2 separate regions of the Homo sapiens genome follow, and region 2 is linked to region 1. A link is a loop called in an ENCODE intact Hi-C map of the cell type or tissue named here. Cell type or tissue: PC-3. All regions are shown on one strand.

Region 1 (8,000 bases):
CAGTCCCTATTGCTAAAAAGGTTGGGGACTGCTGCTCTAGTGTGCTCACCTTCTGATCTGTCTGATGTAACTTCTTGGGATTATTTGACTTATTTCTCTAGAGCTTGTGATTCCTATTAAGAGAACTTTAGATCTTAAGATTCAAGTTAAACATTTTTGGTGACAATATTTCACAAGAGTTGCTGTACACTCGGCCGGATGTGGTGGCTCATGCCAGGTGGGCAGATCACTTGAGGCCAGGAGTTCAAGACCAGCTTGGCCAACATGGCAAAATCCTGTCTCTACTAAAACTACAAAAATTAGTTGGGCATGGTGGCACGCACCTGTAATCCCAGCTACTTAGAAGGCTGCAGCATGAGAATCGCTTGAACCTGGGAGGTGGAGGTTGCAGTGAGCCAAGATCGCACCACTGCACTCCAGACCTGGGTGACAAGAGTGAGACTCTATCTCAAAAAATAAAAGTTAAAAAATCAAAAAGAAGAGCTGCTGTACACTTCACAGTTATCATAATAAAGTCCTAAGGGCACATGTCTCGCCACCCTATTATTAGTGATACAAGGATGGATCACTGACAGCTGGGTCTTCCCATTCTACAGGTACATTTGTTCCTTTGTGACTAACAAGTTATCTATGAGTTAGCTTTGGTATCATGTAAAAGGGGTAAAATGTAAATTTTTTTTAAATAAGCATTTCAATTTAATACTTTTAGTTCAAATTGATGATCCTTGCCAGAATCAATTATTTCAACATCACTCTCATTATCAGCTTTATCATTACTTTATTAACTATAATAGTGTACTTTTGAAGAATACATTCTCTGGAAGAATAATACATTTACTATGTAGCATAGCTCAAGAAGAGCTGTATTTTTTTTTTTTTTTGAGATGGAGTTTCGCTCTTGTCGCCCAGGCTGGAGTGCAGTGGCACAATCTTGGCTCATTGCAACTTCCGTCTCCTGGGTTCAAGCGATTCTTTTGCCTCAGTCTCCCAAGGAGCTGGAATTACAGAAGCATGCCACCACACCGGGCTAATTTTGTAATTTTAGTAGAGACAGGGATTCACCATGTTCATCAGGCTGGTCTTGAACTCCTGACCTCAGGTAATCCACCCGCCTCCGCCTCCCAAAGTGCTGGGATTACAGGCCTGAGCCACCACGCCCAGCCTAAGAAGTGCTATATTTCATCAACGGGATGAACTACAGTATCTCTGAAAGAGGAAGGAAAAGTACTTACTTCTTTCCTTATAACTTCTAATTTTCGGAAAAGTTGGTCACTTCCATAGGTGACAAAGGAGTTTTTCAGTGGTTGGTGATAGATTTTGTTCTGATGACTTTTCCTTGATTATCTCTATTGATTCATGGATTTTTATGTACAGTAATATATATTTTCTATTCAATATTTTTTAATGCTCACTGAAAATGATATTTAAATAGTGGTTGTCTAAGTTCCAAACATAGTGTTCTTTTACTGTATCATCATTACTGTTGGAGACTCAAACCTCTAAGTCTGACTCTCACCCATAAAATGTCTCACAATTGGAAAATTCCACAGAAGATGGAAGCATCATCTTGTTATTTAGCTAAAGTTTGAATATTATTTTTAAGGCTTGCAAAGGTGAAAACAGGAAGAAGATGTAGGATATGGCTCTGTGTTTTTAAATCCTAGCTCTAAATAGCCTAAGCATCAGTGATTCTTCAAAAACTGGAAAAGTAAAACACAGATCCATGAAGCAATTAGTCATAACCGCAAACAAACACACAACTAGAATTAAGAGTCTTTGGGCAACACAGCATGACAGTTAAGAATCATTTCTTACATTTGAGATCTTAAGATAATACATTTAGGGAGCTTCAGATTGAGTGCTCATCTTAATTGTTTACCCTTTATAAATAAATCAAAATTTCAAAAAGCATCTTAAAGAAGGGACTTCATAAGTAAATGTCTGGTTATTATAAGAACTCGGTAATTCGGAATAATTTGTATGTTTGCAGAGGCCAACAGGAGGAATGGGAGGTATAAATTACTGGAAAAGCTGATTGGAGCATTTAAAGAAAGAATGAAACTAGGTGTATCTTTAAAATATGCCAAGTATATTGTCTCATTTTTATTATATACTATCAATTAACATCATTATTATATTAAACTATTAATTTATTTAACCAACTTGTCTTTCCTCGAAAATCCATTTAATCCTCTTACCATATAAAAATTAACTTTAGATCAATCTATGTTGATTAGCATAATTTACAATTGAATAGAATCTAAGTTAGTGAGTTTTAACTATGTTTTCATTATTGAAGGACAATACAATTTAGAATGCATATCACAGTATTTTAGAAGCCTAAAACAGTTCTCATGATAGCTAAAAATTCACTGATAAGCCATATTTTAAGTCTGTATATGTTATGCAATTTCTAAAATTTTAAACTAACTTTGTATGTTTTCAAATGTTTGTTTAACATGTATTACAAGTGAGTTCTTCCTGAAAAAAATTAACATGTTTCTTTTACATATTAATCACATTTCCTCAAACCTCAGAGTTCTGACCATCTTAATAAGTATTTACCTTCAAAATGAGATTTAGAATAAGTACATTTTCAAACCATTGTCATTGCTTTGCCTACATATGCAAATCACTGTCAATTCCTGCAACAATTTAGAGGCTTCAACAAAACCTCACCTTGAGTTAAGAACAGAACAATAAATATATGACTGTATCAAAATAGAACATATATACTGAAAAATATATATCTATTGCATATCAATAAAAACAATGAAAAAAGCAACAAAGGAGCAATAAAAATATTTTTAGAACACTGATATAGGGATTTTGGCTAGTATAGAGTTTTTAATTTAGTCTTAGACACAAAATTTTATTATAATCATAATTTCTGAACAGCACAAATTGCAATGTACCTTCTCCGATTTCACTGAACCAATCAAAAGAATTATTTCAGGCTGGGCAAGGTGGCTCACACCTGCAATCCTAGCACCTTGGGAGGCCCAGGTGGAAGGATCTCCTGAGCTCAGGAGGTTGAGATTGCAGTGAGCCGTGATCGTGCCAGTGCACTCCAGCTTGGGTGACAGAGTGAGAGCCAACCTTAAAAATAAATAAATAAATAAAATAGCAGAGGTTTTTGAAAAAAGCACTAAGAAAGCACAATCTAAACCAGCCTGGGCAACATGGCAAAACCTCATCTTTACAAAAAATACAAAAAAATTATCCGGGTGTGGTGGTATATGCCTGTAGTCTCAGCTACCCGGGAGGCTGAGGTGGGAGGATCACCTAAGTCTTGGGGGTCGAGGCTGCAGTGAGCTGTGATTGTGCCATTGTGCCCTGAGCAGCAGAGTGAGACCCTGTCTCAGAAGAAAAAAAAAATTATTTCAAACAGACCTTTATGCCTTTAATACCCCTGCTATCCCACAGTAATAAATACTTTATCATTCTTTTAGTCTGGGCATTTAAAAAAATAAACAAATAAATATTCTGACTTTATTTAGCTTCAGAGATTCTCCAGAACATTACATAAAGATACAAGCTCTTCCAAAATAATGTCTTTTTTTTAAAGTCTAGGATTCATTTCTCTTTAAGAAAAGTAACAAGAAATTCGCCAAAGTGGGCCCGGTGCGGTGGCTCACACCTGTAATACCAGTACTTTGGGAGGCTGTGGCAGAACTGCTTGAAGCCAGGAGTTCAAGACCAGCCTGGGCAACATAGTGTGGCCACGTCTTTATAAAAAAAAATTTTTTTAATTAGTCAGCTGTGGTGGTGCACGCCTACAGTCCCAGCTTCTTAGGAGGCCAAAGTGGGAGGATCACTTGAGCTTAAGAATTCAAGGCTGCAGTGAGCTATGATCGCACCACTGCACCCTTGCCTGAGTGACAGAGTGAAACCTGGTTTCCAAAAAAATTTTTCTTTTATTTTGAAGAAAAAGTTTCTTCTACAATTCATAGCTTCACTAAGATGAACGTGTTATTTTTTCCCTATGAAAAACAAGGCTGAATATTTCTATGTCTGTAGTAATTCCTAAAAGAGTTGGAAAGATTCTCTGAAAGGAGGTCGTTAGACACCCAACGGAGCAAAATATGATTCCCATAGACAGGATTCCAGTATCTAGAATCTTTAAAAAATGTGATCAAAGCCAAAACCAAGAAAATCACTTGAAATTTGTTCACTAAGATGCCCTAACTTCTTTAAATTCCCAGGGAAAGGCAGCAGATGAGATAATGTCTACAGATAAAAGGGACAAAAGCACATTCTGTCGATGGCTATGATTCAGAGATGGTCTGAGGAGCCTACTTCCTACCAAGACCACCATTTGCTTAACCTGTTGCTCCTGGGGCTTTGGGAGGCTCTTCCCCCAACACCGGTGAAATCATAGGGAAAGGTGTGCTTGAGAAACAGATAAAGGAAACAGCAGAGGTTTTTGAAAAAAAAGCACCACAAAAGCGCAATCTAAAATAGGAAATATTCCTGATGTCTCACAAAACAGTAACCTTATTTAGGAGTTGGGGGTTGAATGCAGAACCCATATCCTCAATATTAGTTTGAGCTGGAATATTAACCAGGGGGACTTTTAGAAACAGGTAAGATAAATTAAAAACTGAATTATGTCCTAATATCAGGATTCTGTACAACAGTATGAAACACCAAACAAGGAGATATAATAAGTTTCTTTTTTCTCTTTGGGAAGTATGAAAAGACAGAAAGCAAAAGATTTATCTATTCATGATTCTTTTTCTTTGCACCAAGTTGGGTCCAGTTTCTTGATTTCCATGTAAAATATCAAGTTGTAATTACCAACTTTCCGGAGCTCAAAGGAAGATTCAAACTGGTGTCCAGCTGCCAGGAGGAGGACCGCATAATTAATTCCTGACTGTAGTGTTGGCTCAGATTCAAATGCCTTTTTGAACCTATAAAAAACCACAAATGTACAAGTTAACTTTCTCAATCATGAAACCCTGGGTGTGTAATAGCTTCTGTTTGTATAACTCCAATGCCTGAGCAAGTAAAAATATTGCACTGGCCTTCACCCCAGAATCTGGTGTGCTATTAGGACTTAACGCTTCAGAAACTGCTTATCTTTGTCCACAGCTCTGTTGCTTTCCCCCGCTTAGCTCACCCTCAACCTACCTAGTAACCCTAGTCTTTAAAAAAATCCTCTCTTCAACCATCTACCAGAAATATGTGAATGTGAAAATTTAGTTACAAGGGCATTTGTTACAAGATGAAAAATTACTCTAAATATCCAATAATATTATACAGTATGATATGGAATAACATATATTCCAAATGTTAGAAAGCTATGTAGTCATTTATGTTGTAGAAGCATGTTAAAAGTCAGAAGAAAACTAGTGTTTCCAAGTAAAATGTAGTCGTCTACTTGGAAGCCATCATTCAGGGTGTGTGTGTGTGTGTGTGTGTGTGTGTGTGTGTGTACAATAAACATTTAAAAATGAGAACCCCGCACATATTTTTTAAAGTAGTTTTTACAAACTCTTAAAAATATACAGAGCACTGAGGATAGGTAACACACTGAAATGATCAATTCCATAAGAATGATATAAAAATGAAATAAACTGTCAATTATAGGATGAAATTAAGAAAAGCAGAGATGTAGAGTATGTCTCTACATACTAATTTTGGCTCAGAGAGTTATAAAAAGACTTTTCTGAATATGCATAAAACCGAGTATCAACCTTTGAAAATACTTCAATATTTAAAAGGACTTCAGTGTTTGAATATTTACTTTATTTTCAAGGTAATACTTCCTAGGATACTTTTAAGGGTTTCCTCACATGCATCATTAAACGGGCAACGATATTCAATATAATTTCACTTAGGTATATGTAAAACGAGAAAAATAAAATAAATGCCCTAGTGACTAAGAGGAACTGCCTGAGGCCAATGCATGAAAAATGAAACTTTTATTTTTAAAAAAATCATGCTGAAGAAAATATAAGAACTAAATATCTAACAAATGACCATTTGATGACACCAAAAAAAAAGGTTATGTGGGAAGAAATACATTATAATTCCAAGATAAAAGCATTCTCACCTAAGTCATAACTGTGTAAATAAAAGACAGGAATAGTAAACATAGTGATAGGCACAATAGTGTATATTGTAGGCACAATAAATGTATATTCTTGGCTTTTATATATACTCAAAATTTTCCATAATTTAAAATAAATTAAACATCAAATGAAAACAAAAAATATATTTTTCTGAATATTGAGGACCATGTCTCTTTTTTAAATGTCTTGCTCTTTAATTAGAACAAGCATCTCTGAATGGAAGCAAAAATAACTATGAATCTTAACTAGTTGGCTCTGATAGTTATGTACCTATGGAATATGAAAAAAGGTACCACTGCATCACCATAGGTGATTAAAAAGCATTTTTTAATGTTTCCAGAAGTATACATGTTTCCATTCTAAAATGAAAAAAGTATATACACCTAGACTACAGATATTCGAAACTATATCAAGGCAAGTCACAACTTACAGGTCTTAGACTAACATAAGTCTCAAAGTTCTTTGTCTTTGTTCAGAGGCAAGTATAATGTCCCAACAAAAAAGGATTTAGGAGAAGAAAGAAGTAGACACTTCCCTTTCTACCAATTCATATCAAGATACGTAATATTTTTCATTAAATACATTATGGCATTTTCCCTGAAACCAAAGAACATGAAATGTCTCTTAAAGATATGAAAAGGAAGATGCAAAAATGAAGACATATCGAAATGAATCAATAAATATTGGCTGAATATCTCCTATGTGCCAAAACCAACCTAAATGAATATTTGGGTTTATATCTGTTTTTCTGTTACCACAAACAATATATATTTTTGTATTTTAAATGAAAAGATAAACACCAATAAAATTAATAATTCACATTTTTCTTGAGCTCCCCTCAATCCATGAGACTAAATTGAGTACTGTATTGAGGAAAAAGTCTTAATGTTTTCTGGAGATTAAAAGAGCATGTAGGTATATTACGAAAGAAATAAAATCCTGGCATATATCATTAGTATACCACTGCAGGAAGTGGGAATTCTCCCATACTGTAAAAGCAAAGAAGTACAGTATTCTTGGCAGAAATTTGCCAATATCAAAACTATAGAATTTTTGTTTGTTTGTTTCTTTGAGATGGACTTTCACTCTTGTTGCCTAGGCTGGAGCGCAGTGACACGATCTCAGCTCACAGGAACCTCTGCCTCCAGGGGTCAAGCGATTCTCCTGCCTCAGCCTCCCGAGTAGCTCGGATTACAGGCATGCACCACCATGCCCGAATAATTTTTTTGTATTTTTTTTTTTTTTTAGTAGAGATGGGGTTTTGCCATGTGAGTCAGGCTGGTCTCGAACTCCAGACCTCAGGTGATCCGCCCACCTCGGCCTCCCAAAGTGCTGGGATTACAGGTGTAAGCCACTGCACTCGGCCAACTATAGAAATTTTTTAAAACTATGTATAACTCTTAACAATTATACATTTACAAATTTATACCAAGAAAAAACATTAAACATGTAATCAGAAGTTTCATTACAAGGGCATTTGTTACAAGATGAAAAATTACCCTAAATTTCCAATAATACTATAAAGTATAACATGGAATAAAATATTATACAAATGTTGGGAACCTACATAGCCATTTGTATTGTGGACAAATATTAAATGTGAGGGGGAAAGCTTGTGTTTCCAAGTAAGATGTAGTCGTCTACTTGGGAGCCATTACTTCTGCTTCAGTAATTAGGGGGAAATAAGAATACATATCAAAAACACATTTTTGCAGACACTGGAGATCTATGGAAGCAACAAAAAAAATCACTGAAATAAACTCCAAAGAGGGAAGTGGCCTTCCAAGATGAGCTGAATTGCTGTTGTCTTTCATGGGGCATTTGCTGATTCTGACCCTGAGATTAGGCTTGGGCTTGGCATGGGCAGAGAAACTCTGTCTATTTTAAACTTTACCAAGAAAAAGAGAAACTAGTGGATTTCTT
Region 2 (8,000 bases), 46 kb after region 1:
AAAAAGCAAAACAAGAAACTATCAGATGGGCTGTCTGGGCCTCCTAGGCCTTGCTGAGAAGGAGAAACACCCCCGTACCCTTTCTGCACACTGCTAAAACAAGCTGAGCAGACTCAGGGAGAGTAATCCAACAAAAGTGTCATAGAGCCGTGACACAGAGTCTTTAAAGATAGATAGGAAACAAAGTACTTTTGTGTTTACATGTTATGCCTACATAAAAGCTCAAGCTTTAAAAGAAAAAAATCTCAATAATCTTAAAAAAAAAACCTAGAAAATCATCCTTTTGCAGAACATATGAAATCTGTGGATAGACTGAGAGAGGAAAGTACCAGATGACAAGTCAAAGAATATAGGGCTTATCCTTGCCCCGACACTAGCTGTGTGTGTTCCCCAAACAAGTCATCACGCGTCTCATTTCTCTTCTGTAAAGAAAATATCTTCTGGCCAGGAGCGTTGGCTCATGCCTGTAATCACAGCACTTTGGGAGGCAGAGGCAGGCAGATCACTGGAGCCCAGGAGTTTGAGACCAGCCTGGGAAACACGGCAAAACCCCATCTCTACAAAAAAATACAAAAATTAGCCAGGTGTAGCAGCATGTGCCTATACACCCAGCTACTCAGGAGGTCGAGATGGGAGGATTGCTTGAACCTGGGAGGTGGAGGTTGCACTGAGCCAAAATGGCACTACTGCACCCCAGGCTGGGTGGACAAAGTCAGACCTCTCAAAAAAAAAAAGAAAGAAAGAAAGAAAGAAAAAAGAAAAAGAAAATACCTTCTATCTCTCCAATCCAAATAATATCTAACTTGTCTGTCTCGTTGGGTTCTATGTAAAGGCCAAATGGAGTAAGTTAATGAAATTACTTGCAGTACTTTAAAGCTATTTATAGGAGGAGGTATTAATAAACCAAAGCAAACAACTCCAACTCAATTCCTGCACTGCCAGGTCTAGAGACCTTTTACACCTCTGTTATTCATGACGGGGGCTAAGAACACATCCTTCTCTTGCATATGAACACCTATCAATTAAAACAACCTGTACCAAAAATCAGGTTAAATTATATCAAAGCTGGAAAGTAATCCTAAAAGGAATTCTAGCCTCTCTTTTCCCTATTAATTTCTTTTCATATTTAAATAAGTATATCTTGGTGGAAGAACTCTGCCGTAAGTAGGTATCTGTCTCTAAACTGGCTGGAATGCTGATGAATGACATTTTATACATAAAGCATTTAATAGAGCTTTTTTTTTTTTTTTTGAGACAGGGTCTCACTCTGTCACTCTATCACCCAGGCTGGAGTGCAGTGACATGATCTCAGCTCACTGCAACCTCAACCTCCCCAGGCTCAGGCAATTCTCCTACCTCAGCCTCCTAAGTAGCTGGGACTACAGGCACGTACCACCATGACCAGCTAATTTTTGTAGAAACTGGGTCTCACTATGCTGACCAGGCTGGTCTTGAACTCCTGGGCTTAGGTGATCCACCTGCCTCAGCCTCCCAAAGTGCTGGGATTACAGCTGTGCCCGGCCTAACAGAGCTTCTTAACACAAACTTCACTTTATACTGTGTTGCTATTATAATTAACTTCTTCTTCTTTTTAACCAGTTGTTTCTTTCAGCAACACCTAATTGGGTCACATTATTCAAGTGCATGTATTACTTTTCTTAAACTGTATTGTTAAAGTTGGAGGTATAGTGAATTTTTCTACAGTAAATCATACTTTACACATTGATATGGTTTGGCTGTGTCCCCACCCAAATCTCAACTCGAATTGTAGCTCCCATGATTCCCACATGTTGTGGGAGGGACCTGGTGGGAGATAACTGAATTACGGGGGTGGTTTCCCCCATACTGTTCTCGTGGTAGTGAATAAGTCTCACGAGGTCTGATGATTTTATAAGGGGTTTCCCCTTCCACCTGGCTCATTCTATCTTGTCTGCTGCCATGTAAGATGTGCCTTTCACCTTCTGCCATGATTGTGAGGCCTCCCCAGCCACATAGAACTGTGAGTCCATTAAACCTCTTTTTCTTTATAAATTACCCAGTCTCAGGTATGTCTTTATCAGCAGCATGAAAATGAACTAATACACACACATATTTCAGTAATAGTTTCAAAGATATATTCTAAAAAGGCCCAAAGAGGGTGATGGGTTACAATGCCAAAAAGATCAACTTCCACAGAAAGAGTCATTTATATAGCATAAGTGAAAATAAAGATAATTCAGCAAGGCTTGCCCCACTCCTTCCTCTGTGTGCAGAAGTAGTCCTTCTTACTCTTTAAGGGTATTCAAAATCATAGGCCTACGACCAGAGTCACTACAAATGAGAAAAATAGCTGGTGCCCACAGTCATATAATGGCATTGTGCATCGCCTCTTAGACAAAATGGTAACAAGAGATTCAAAACAGTGGGCAAGGAGTGAGGGTGGTTAAAGAGGTATCAGGAAGGAGAAAGCAAGGGCATATTTTACCCAGTCTATACATAATTCCTTAGAAGGTATACTATTGCTAATTGACATCCAAGAAAGCTGAATTCTCCAGTCTTGAGTCCCTTTAATAACCTCAGGGATTCTACAATTGGGAAGTCAACTCCTGCTAAATAAATCATTCATCTAGCTTGTCAATTCAAGATCTTCAGAGAAAACCTTCATAAAGCAGTGTTACATGAATTGCTTATTTGCTCCTCCCCACAAATTACCTCTTTCCTTCCCCAATTTGAGATGGAATGATTATAGCTTAGATGAAAGTTAGATCATTTCTGAATAAATAAAATAAAGGAACAAGATTGTCTCTACCAAATGAAAAGAAGTGTAAGGGATAGCAACGTTGAACCAGGAAGAGTAGAGTCCCAGGGTTTTTAAATCAACAGCTGGTTATAAAGTAAGCTAGAGACTTTCAGAGATGTCCAGAGGCAGCACTATTAAAAAGGGGTAGGGCCAATGTTTCCAGTTCACAAATTGTGAGACCACTTTATAGGATCATATTTTCCAAGGATGTTTTTAAAAAACATTTACTGAGTGTGTACTTTGTACCACTAACAAGTTGATGATTTTTAAAATGCTGAAAAGAATCCAGCAAAAATTCTTTGTTAAACTAAAAGAATCCTAAACCTTTGAAAAATAAAAATTTTAATTCCATGCACAACTCAAGCTAAAACCAAATTCATCTTATTTACTTTGATAAGGGAGGCAAAACTTTAACAAAAGGAAGTACTGTTTTTTGTTTGTAAAAACAAAAAGATAAAATGTTTTTATGGGTTTAAGAACACTCTGGAATCCGAGTAGATTCTCCAAATACAGGTAAGAATTCAATTTAAGTGTGAGGTATTTGTAACAAATTACCAGGTGTCCTCACCAATTTACAAACTGGTATAATCATCAAAATTTACACATGGACATCACTGCTATTTTCAAAACTATAACCATTTGCTTCAAATGGATATGAATGAGTGCCAGAAAGACAAGACTCCGTGTTTAAGTTCTAAAGGAGATTGAGTCCCTCAGTGCCTGCAGATAAAAGATCATGGGTCTAGGTATCACAGAACTGCTCAAATGAGCAGTAGTTTTCAACGTTCATTTATGTTGTACCATATGTCAAAATTTCCTTCCTTTTTAAGATTGAATAATATTCCATTATATGTATATACCACATGTTGTTCAGCCAATGATCTGTTGATAAATATGTGGGTTGCTTCCACCTTTTGGCTACTAAGAATAATGCTACCATGAACATGGGTATATAAACACCTCTTCAAGATCCCGCTTTCAGTTCTTTTGGGTATATATCCAGAAGTGGAATTGCTGGATCATGTGGTAATTTTATTTTTAATGTTTTGGGGAGCTGCCGTATTATTAAAATTTGCTGATTTTTAAGGGCTAATTTAGTGAAATGTTACAAATTTTGGTTTGTGCACCTAAGATTTCATGCTAGCCAGATCCCAATCTAGAAAATAATAGATGCACTGAGGCAGAGTAAGGGTTTCAAGCATCACATATGTGTGTTCTGTATACAGTGAGATAGTGAAGGAGTAAGCGTGTAGACAGGTTGCCACAGAGAATAGTCTATTAATGAAAATCCCATCCATAAAGTAACTTTTCAGCCAATGGTTAAAGATAAAAATACAACTAAATTTTTTGAACAAGAAATAATCTAACATAATCATTACGTTTCAACACAAACTGCATCACCACTAACTGATGTGCCTACCAACCTATCAAGAAACATTACTTCTATAATGGATAAAATGAGAACAAAGTCTGTTTGAGTGCAGAAAGGGAAATATCCAAATATCTGAAGCTTTCTAACCACAGCCAGAACATAGAAAAAAGACACTAAAAATATTTTGGGATTCCAGTGTCCAAAATGCATATACGTTATCCTGGTGGATACAAAAAATAAAAGAATATAGCAACCTTTTCCTTTTTTAAAAAAGGTTAATTATTAAATATTTCAAGTATATAAAAAGTACAAAAATTAGCACTCATAATCTACCACCTAGATTTAGAACTATAACATTACAGATACAGTTGAAGACTCTCATCTTCCCTTCCCAATTTTATTCCATTCCTATCCCCTAAGAGGTAACTATTCTGAATGTTGTTTATAATTCCATGCACATGTCTATCCTTTTATAACACAAGTGTGTATAAAAGCATCCTCTTGCACTGACAATATTTTATATAGATGGTATGATACTGTACACAAGTAATTTTTTTACCCCAACACTGTTGTTTTGAGATATATTGATATTGACGTCTGAAGCACTAACTGATTTGTTTTAAGTGCTCTATAATATTCCATTAAATGATTATAGCTGGCTGGGCATGGTGGTTCACACCTGTAATCCCAGCACTTTGGGAGGCCAACGGGGGCGGATTGCTTGAGATCAGGAGTTTGATATCAGCCTGGCCAACATGGCGAAACCCCGTCTCTACTAAAATACAAAAATCAGCTGGGCGTGGTGGCGGGAGCCTGTAATCCCAGCTACTAGGGAGGCTGAGACAGGAGAATTGCTTGAACCCAGGAGGTGGAGGTTGCAGTGAGCCGGGATAGCACCACTGCACTCCAGCCCGGGTGACAAAGCAAGATCGTCTCAAAAAAAAAAAAAAAAAAAAAAAAAAAAAAAAAAAAAAATTACAGCTGAAGGTATCTATTAATTCTCCATTTCCTTGGGAGGAGGAGCTATTATAAACATGTTAACATAAACATTCTTGATTATATCTCCTTATGCATGCAAGAGACTTTTTTTACAGTATACATTTAGGGTTGGAATGACTAAGTCTTGGTGATATGCTCATTTGATATTATTAAATATTCCCAAATTGCGCTTCAGAAGGTAGTATCTCTCCCACCAGCAGTGTGTAGGTTTCCCACTCTCCACAATCTGGCCATCTGTAGTATAAGAGCTTTTAATTCTCAACTATCTGGCACGTGCAGTCATGTTTCATCCTGTTGTTTTGCTTCCTTTAAAAGTAGCATTGTTTAAAGTGAGTGGGGAGTGGCCCAGAACATAGAGGAGCTGAGGAAGGGAGTGGAGGAAAGGATCACAAGAAGATAAGCTGAGAGCTGGTGTTATAAAGGAATTTCTAGTGATAAGAGATGGTTCATTAAAACAACTTCCTCACTCTACACAAAACAGGTTCATTTCTCCTAAGTCATCAGAGGTGTTTAATGCATCTGCACCACAGCTCATTGACCAGGAGTGTCCAGACTTACTCACCACTTACTGAGAGACCCCAAGTGGAAGTATGATCATTTCATAATGCATGAAATAAATCAGAAAATAATTGTTACTAGCATTTCTTATTTTAAACCAATGTAAATATTGGCACAGATATTCTCTCAATAAACATTAGTAGGCACGAGAGAAATTCTCATGAGACTTAAAGAAAATTGTAAAAAATAAAAGTGTTGTTACAATGCTAAAGAAAATAAAAAGAATTGGCCAGGCACAGTGGCTCACGCCTGTGATCCCAGCACTTTGGGGGGCCGAGGTGGGCAGATTACTTGAGGTCAGGAGTTCAAGACCAGCCTGGCCAACATGGTGAAACCCCATCTCTACTAAAAATATAAAAATTAGCCAGGCATGGTGGCACGTGCCTATAATCCCAGCTACTCTGGAGGCGGAGGTTGCAGTGAGCTGAGATTGCTCCATTGCACTAAAAAAGCAAAAAAAAAAAGAAAAAATCAACTTCCTTCTCTCAAAGTGTAATGATCATCTTCTCTTGAAAAAAATACTAAAATTTTTCATTCTTAGTACAACAAAATAGTACTTGTGATTTAAAACAATGGATATAAATCTTATTACAATTAAATGCTATGACTAGATTCTAAATATCCTTTCAAATGATACTTCAGACATAGATTTTTAAAGTACTTTCATAGCTCCCATTACTTTTCCAGGAGCTTAAATTAAAACAAAAAAAAATTTTTTTCTACGATTTCTTCCTGAGAATTTGCCACCAAAGAGAAACTGCAGTCTTCAACAAAGAGCAGCAGATTAAAATAAAACTTGTGCAGCTGTACTTTCTAGATGGCCAAAGAATCAACCTAAGTGAAACTAAACATATGACAAGAATAGCATTCTAAAACTGTCTTTGCCCTGTGAAAACAGAGAAATGCTTTGTTTTTATTTCACTTGGCTAATCCTTACATGATATATTATTTTAAATATCTCTTGTTCTGCTTCTTTCATGGCAGTTTTCCTATCTGTTGGTCAATGGCAGGAATAAGGGTTACATCTTTAACTAATTGACCAGAAATGAATAAAACTAAAAATACACACACACACCAACTCTTTTCGGTAGCATAGGACCTGAGGAACTTTCAGGACTCAGAGGAAATTGCTAGACTGCCAAATATGCTTCCTATCCCAGATATTTCTGTCCTCTGCAACCAGACACATGACCTACCAGGCTAGGAATAGTCTAAATAAGAAAACAGCAAAAGTTTAAGTTAATAGAAAGGAGAAGGGAAAAGAAAAAAAGAAGGATGTTACCTAGGAAAACTCAGGAGGCATAGCTGATAGGCTTTTCTAAATGAACACACTCAGCAGGAATATATGATATAATTTTAACTAGAAGTAACTAACAATAATGCTTAGCAGTCAAGGGCAACAGGCTTTGGAGTCAGGCAGTCGTAATCCCAAATTTTCCTAGCTATATCACCTTAGGCAAATGATTGAATTTCTTTGAGCTTCGGTTTGTGATACTAAAAAAATGCTAATAGAAAATACATCTTACAGAGCTCTTTTAAGAATTATTATTATTATTATTCTTTGTTTTGTGATTTTTTTGAGACAGGGTCTTGCTGTGTCGCCCAGGCTGGAGTGCAGTGGTGTGATCTCAGCTTACTGCAACCTCTGCCTCCTGGGTTCAAGAGATTCTCATGCCTCCCAAGTAGCTGGGATTACAGGCATGTGCTGCCACACCTGGCTAATTTTTGTATTTAGTAGAGACAAGGTTTCACCACGTTGGCCAGGCTGGTCTTGAACTCCTGGCCTCAAGTGATCCAACTGCCTCAGCTCCGCAAAGTGCTGGGATTACCACACCCAGCCTCTCCTTTAAGAATTTGAAAATGTATGCAGATAAAGCACTTGGTACCTAGCACATAGTGAATACTCAATAAGAAGCAGATAATATGTACAAGATAAATGAGCACAGTTTAGACATCATTAGCCTTTTTAAGGAACTACTTCAATCAAATGCCAATAACACTCCTAGACAAAGGCTAGCTTAAAACAATAAGCCAGTTTATTTGTCCCGGACATATGTGTGGTAAGATTAGCTTTATCTCTTTCTCTCAAATGTAAGTTTGCTTCATTTAAAAATACTTCCCTAGGAAAGAATGGGCACAAAATTAAACCACCAGATACTAGCAGGAGCAAGAGCAAAAAAATGTAGAAAGTAAAAAATCTCCAACATAATAGGGCCTGCTTAAATAAACTTAATCTATCTAGGTGATCTAGGTGTGGCAGCTCACACCTATAATCCCAACCCTTTGGGAGGC

Evidence for each region. A loop is a pair of places that touch in the nucleus more often than their neighbours do. Peaks named below come from ENCODE experiments on the same cell type or tissue, not always from the same donor. Only the 100,000 strongest peaks of a DNase experiment are listed, where the experiment ranks them.
Region 2: a loop joins it to region 1, with 1.9 times the contacts of the local background. A loop is called at or near these places in 4 of 110 quality-filtered maps.

Annotation. Positions count from the first base shown.
Region 1 is chr6:136,664,483-136,672,482 of GRCh38, forward strand. MAP3K5 (mitogen-activated protein kinase kinase kinase 5) reads right to left here. Exons shown (of 30, transcript NM_005923.4): 8 at 4,801-4,913. Among named protein-coding and RNA genes, the nearest start is that of MAP3K5-AS1, 39 kb to the left of the region's middle. In PC-3, no CTCF peak of the experiment used is centred here; a DNase peak (open chromatin) is centred at 4,929; H3K4me3 peaks cover 482 bases; H3K27ac peaks cover 1,083 bases.
Region 2 is chr6:136,710,941-136,718,940 of GRCh38, forward strand. All of the region lies in intron 2 of MAP3K5 (mitogen-activated protein kinase kinase kinase 5), which reads right to left. Among named protein-coding and RNA genes, the nearest start is that of MAP3K5-AS2, 69 kb to the right of the region's middle. In PC-3, no CTCF peak of the experiment used is centred here; no DNase peak of the experiment used is centred here.